Linked DNA regions of Homo sapiens: region 1 is linked to region 2. A link is an interaction called in ENCODE POLR2A ChIA-PET data of the cell type or tissue named here. Cell type or tissue: MCF 10A. All regions are shown on one strand. Links, peaks and the distances in the headings refer to the core of each region. The heading gives the core; the rest is flanking DNA.

Region 1 (2,914 bases), core at 90-2,589, 91 kb after region 2:
AAAAGATGCACATGCAAAGTTTGCCTTGGTCTCTTGGGCTTCTGCCTCTCACCATGAGAAGAACATGCCTCTGGCAGCTGCTGGTTCAAGGACAATAAAGGACACATGGAACAGACCTGGACCTAATCCACAGCTTAGAGTCAGGCCCATCTGACCTCAGCCTAGACTCGCTGAATCTCAGGTGATCTATACAACTGTACACTCAAGAAATATACATCCATCATCTATGACACTGAATTCTGAGTAAGTTTGTTATACAATGTTGTTGTGGCAAGAGCTGCTGACATAGGACTCTAAAAGTGGTATCTTTTCTCTAGGCTAAATATCCCTATTTTCTGCAACTGTTCATAGTATGCCCCCTCCTTTCTTATTTCTGTCAGATTTCTCTGCAAGATATGCCAACTGAACCAATTAGGAGGCACCCCTCCAAAGAATCACCAGATTAGAATTCTGCACACATGTGACCTTCTTCCTCTCCTCTTCAACTGTCTCCATTCTAGAGGTTACCCTGTGGAAAAGGAAAGACTCTGTCCCTGGAGCCTGGGCTCAGGGTGAGTCTAGAATGAGGAGGCTCAGGAAGATTAAAGCTCAAACTCCATGAGTGAATTAGAAGGGAGTGGCTCTCAGCTCCTGGTTAATTCTGGAAACTCAAGTTAGTCTAAAAACAAAGAAAGAGGTCAGGAGACATCTAAAATGTCTACATGGAAGCCAATTATACACCAATTGTCTATAGTTTGGACTCGAGATGATATTGCTTTACAGCCCAAACCACCTAAAGCCAGGCAGATAAGGAGGATATGGGGCAGATTCACATTCTGTGGCATCCGAAGCTTAGCATATGACTTTGAGGACTCTCTTAAAAAAAAAAAGAAACAAAATTACAAATATAAAATTAGGTTCAAAAGTGAGTATTTATTAGAACGACAAATCATTTCACAACAATTACAAAATTTTAAAGGTTGAGGAAAATGAGAAACATCATAAAAATATTCCAATGACATAATTTTAAATTAATTGATACACTTCTAAGTGCTTATTTCCTGTATTTTCTTTCTTTCTTTTTTTTTTTTTTGAGACAGAGTTTTGCTCTTGTTGCCCAGGCTGGAGAGCAATGGTGCGATCTCAGCTAACTGCAGCTTCTGCCTCCCGGGTTGAAACGATTCTTCTGCCTCAGCCTCCCAAGAGCTGGGATTACAGGCATGTGCCACCACACCTGGCTAATTTTGTATTTTTAGTAGAGACGGGGTTTCTCCATGTTGGTCAGGCTGGTCTCAAACTCCCGACCTCAGGTGATCTGCCCGCCTCAGTCTCCCAAAGTGCTGGGATTACAGGCGTGAGCCACTGCGCCCGGCCTTTCTTGTATTTTCTTTTTTTGTTTTTTGAGATGGAGTCTTGCTCTGTGGCCCAGGGTGGAGTGTAGTGGCACAATCTCAGCTCATTGCAAGCTCCGCCTCCTGGGTTCATGCCATTCTCCTGCCTCAGCCTCCTGAGTAGCTGGGACTACAGGCGCCTGCCACCTCACCTGGCTAATTTTTGTATTTTTAGTAGAGACAGGGTCTCACCATGTTAGCCAGGATGGTCTCGATCTCCTGACCTTGTGATCTGCCCACCTCGGCCTCTCAAAGTGCTGGGATTACAGGCGTGAGCCACCGTGCCCGGCCTTTCTTGTATTTTCTAAGCTGTGGACTCTGACTCTTCATGTGAACAATTTTGAAGCATCTATACTTCATTTTTCTATAAAGAAAATAGAAAATCCTGTCTTTTTTCTACCATTGTTGACCAAAATTTGTTTATAACTGATAGCTTAGAGAATTTCTTTCCACTTCAAAACCCCTTACTAGTACTGTTATATAAATGTCAAGGATTAATGTGAAATTTGGGGAAACCTCTATCAAGTTTCTTTCATATAGGAGTTGTAAGATTTCATGGCCTTTCAAATTTTCCTTAATATTCTCAGACTTTATTGATACTCTTTTACAGCTTATTATTGGTGTCCTGGTTATAGCGACATATTATGAGTTTTATGTTACCTTTGGTCAATATTTTGGAGATGTGTATATACTTCACATAAGAATGCACTCATTGTTAGTAGTATTGCTACAGACTTATACACTATAAACACAGGAATTTTAATAAATTCCATTTCATGTGATTCCCATTAAAAAATATATATATGTCCAGGCGTGGTGGCTCACACCTGTAATCCCAGCACTTTGGGAGGCCGAGGCGGGCGGATCACTTGAGCAGGAGTTTGAGATGAGCCTGGCCAACATGGTGATACCACATCTCTACTAAAAATACAAGAAAAAAAAATTAGCCGGGCATAGTGGTGTGCCCCTGTAATCCCAGCTACTTGGGAGGCTGAAGCAGGAGAATCGCTTGAATCTGGGAGATGGAGGTCACAGTGAGCCAAGATGGCACCACTGCACTCCAGCCTGGGCAACAGAGCAAGACTCTGGCTCAAAAAAAAAAAAAAAAAAAAACAAAGAAAAAAGAAAAGAAAAAAATATGATACATTTACAATTGTATACACTGCATTAAGATGTATTCCTGACAGATGCGAGGTTTCATTTTGACCAGCCATTAACAAGAACTAAAATTTTCACTTACAATTTTACATATGTGAGGACTAGTTTCTGGATCCATACATTTTAAGCTTTGTTTCTCTTCCATTGCAGAGCATCATAGGACACATTCATGTCCCCTGACAAGCTCTCATCATGCACCTTCATGGCCTGACCCAGTTAATTAGCATAGTAGGCAGTAGCAGTACTCCTGAGAGCCATTTATATACCAGGACAGGCAGGAGTAAGTTAACTCTACACAGAAGAGACCGCAAACCACATAAACAGATGCATCAACTAAATACAAAATATACTCAAATAAACTAAATATAAAATATACTCCCAACTCT
Region 2 (2,914 bases), core at 221-2,720:
AGCTGTGTTATGCCACTGCACTCCAGCCTGGGCAACAGAGTGAGACCCTGTCTCAAAAAAGAGTTTGAGTGCTATGCTAAGGAGACTGGAGTTGATCCTATAGGCAAAAATGAGCCATTGAAGAAAGTTAAGCAAGGGGTAAGACATGACTGGATTTACATGCTAGAAATATCACTCTTGAAACAGTGTGGAGGAGGAATTAAGGAATCAGAATTGTGGGCAGGGAGACTAGTAAGGAAGCTATTGCAAAAATCTAAGAGGAGGGACAAAGACAGGTCTGAACTAGAACAACCAAGCAGTGGAGATAAAAAGGAAGAGACCAAAAAACGAGTGAAAAGGTGGGTGGTGAAGGTGAGCTGGGAGGGCCGTTGCCTTCTACCTGCTTGCTATGAAATTCCAGCTGGAACTCAGACTGGCTCCCCACCTGGCTGCATGCAAGGAACTGCTCTGATGCAGGGCACTGGGTTCCCAAGCCCCACAGGTTTGCTTCAGATGATTTCTAGGGAAAGGGTAGATCTTCCTGACCCTCCATTCTCTTCTCAGCTGATTCCAAGTCCCAGATCAATGGGATCCCCTTCAGCCCAACTGTTTCCTGTCCTTGGGTCTGACATTGGAGCTTTTTTCTCCAGGACAGAGAGCTTTATTGAGTATGAATACATCAGAGAGCACAATCTTGAAATTCCTGCCAGGATTCCTATTCTGTCTCAGCTTGGGATCCAGTTCTAGGCTAGGGGAGTAAGACAGCAAAGGAGTAAGGGTAGGCGAGAAGGACATGTCCTAAGCAGTGGCAAGCATTCCTCAATTTTTTTGCCCAAGTCCCTCCTCAATGCCTACCAGGCTGCCAGCTCCCAAATTCTGGGCTTTGCCTCTTTAATGGCTCTTGCTCTCTGTCCTGGGTGAAGCCTGAGTGGATAAGAAGACCCAGCCCTCCTCATCTCCATCCTTCCTCCATTCCTGGGGGCAGGGGCCAGAGAGATATCTGTTCGCTTCTGCAGATACACACATCACCCTTCTCCATTCTGTTCTGTGCCCTGAAAGCTGATTTCTGTCTTCTGCCCCAACAACCAAGCTTGCTTGCCTTCAGGATTCCTATGGGGTTTGACACATGGAGGACATTAGAGAACGAGAGGAGAGAAGCAGTTGGGGTGAGTATTGCCCTGGCTCCTTCTCTGCCAGCCAAGGGTTAGCATTCCTTTCCTGAAAGTCACAGCTCCTCCTGCAGCCGTGGTCATAGCCGCAGTTCTTCCTGGGTGCTGGTATATGCTCCTTCAATCCCAGGGGTAGTAACAGCTCCCCTGTCGTTGCTAGCTCTGAAGTACTTCACCTTCTCTTTATAAATCGTCCTTTCCTTAAACTTTCCTTTGTTACCCCATTCGTGGGCCTCTGTTTCTTGCTAGAACACTGACTAGTATAGCAGGCATTCTCAGAGATGGGACACTAACTGGACCATATATTTATTCCAGAAAGTTTTCATCAGTCTTATCCTACTTTGTCTACCATGAGTCTTTCAATACTAAGTGCCTCCTCCTGTTGATGGGCAGAGTGTAGAGAAACCAAACAGCAATTGAATCCCACGCCCTTGGCCTAGGCAGCTTCTCATAGCCACTAGGGGTTCATTTCTACAGGTTTGCAGAGAGTACAACAATGAAAAAGAAGTCATCTCGTTTTTAGTGAGAGAGAAACTGAGACTCAGAGAATGTCAGGACTGGGTAGCTGGATGCCATGAAGCATTCATTCATTCATTCATTCATTCATTCATTCATTCATTCTTATACTCAGCAAATATTTGTAGGGCACTTATCATGTTCAAGATACTATGCTAGTCACCATGGATACCACAAGCAATAAACAAAATATAATCCTGATGTCACTAAGAACACAATTTTGTTGGAGAGACCGACAAGCAGGGAGGCAATTACAAGAAGATAACCTTATTAGAAGAGTGGGTATGAGGAGTGCTGTGGAAATACACAAAAGTGGCACCTATCCTACTCTTGTGGGGTGGACAGAAGAAAGCTTCCCAGAGGAAATGAGTCTAAGCTAAGATCTGAAGGAAATCTTGGAGTTGACAGGGGGAGGAAGAGATAGGGAGAAGAAGAAGGGAACAGTATGTGCAAAGAGAGGAGCTGGAACACAGTGCCTTGGGAAAAGGAAAGTAACTCAGCACGGCTGGAATTTGTAGCTCAAGGCGGGGCGTGGTGAGAGATTAGGCTGGAAAAGTGGTAGAGATCAGATGACATGTGGTCTTCTAGGCTGCATTAAGAAGTTTAGAGGCCGGGCGCAGTGGCTCACGCCTGTAATCCCAGCACTTTGGGAGGCCAAGGCGGGCGGATCACGAGGTCAAGAGATCGAGGCCATCCTGGCTAACAAGGTGAAACCCCGTCTCCACTAAATATACAAAAATTAGCCGGGCGTGGTGGCGGGTGCCCGTAGTCCCAGCTACTCGGGAGGCTGAGGCAGGAGAATGGCGTGAACCCGGGAGGCGGAGCTTGCAGGGAGCCGAGATTGCGCAACTGCACTCCAGCCTGGGTGACAGAGCAAGACTCTGTCTCAAAAAAAAAAAAAAAAAAAAAAGAAGAAGTTTAGAATAGCAGGGAGCCATTGATGGGTTTTTGTTGTTGTTGTTGTTTGTCTGTTTGTTTTTTGAGACAAGGTCTTGCTCTGTTGCCCAGGCTGGAGCGCAGTGGCACAATCATGGCTCACTGCAGACTTGACCTCCGAGGCTCCTACCTCAGCCTGCCAAGTATCTGGGACTTGTATGTGCTGCCACATCTGGCTAGCTTTTTCTATTTTTTTTGTAGAGGTGGGGTCTCACTCCTGTTGCCCAGGCTGGTCTTGAACTCCTAGGCTCAAGCAATCCTCCCAAAGTGCTGGACTTACAGGCACGAGCCGCCACACCCAGCAGGAGTTTCAT

What was found. Peaks named below come from ENCODE experiments on the same cell type or tissue, not always from the same donor. Only the 100,000 strongest peaks of a DNase experiment are listed, where the experiment ranks them.
Region 1: POLR2A ChIA-PET joins it to region 2 with 5 read pairs; 4 of 35 experiments call an interaction of 5 or more read pairs at or near these places.

Annotation. Positions count from the first base shown.
Region 1 is chr1:44,461,494-44,464,407 of GRCh38, reverse strand. All of the region lies in intron 2 of RNF220 (ring finger protein 220), which reads right to left. Among named protein-coding and RNA genes, the nearest start is that of RNF220, 58 kb to the right of the region's middle. In MCF 10A, for the core only: no CTCF peak of the experiment used is centred there; no DNase peak of the experiment used is centred there.
Region 2 is chr1:44,552,227-44,555,140 of GRCh38, reverse strand. All of the region lies in intron 2 of RNF220 (ring finger protein 220), which reads right to left. Among named protein-coding and RNA genes, the nearest start is that of MIR5584, 8.2 kb to the right of the region's middle. In MCF 10A, for the core only: no CTCF peak of the experiment used is centred there; DNase peaks (open chromatin) are centred at 270, 1,200 and 2,170.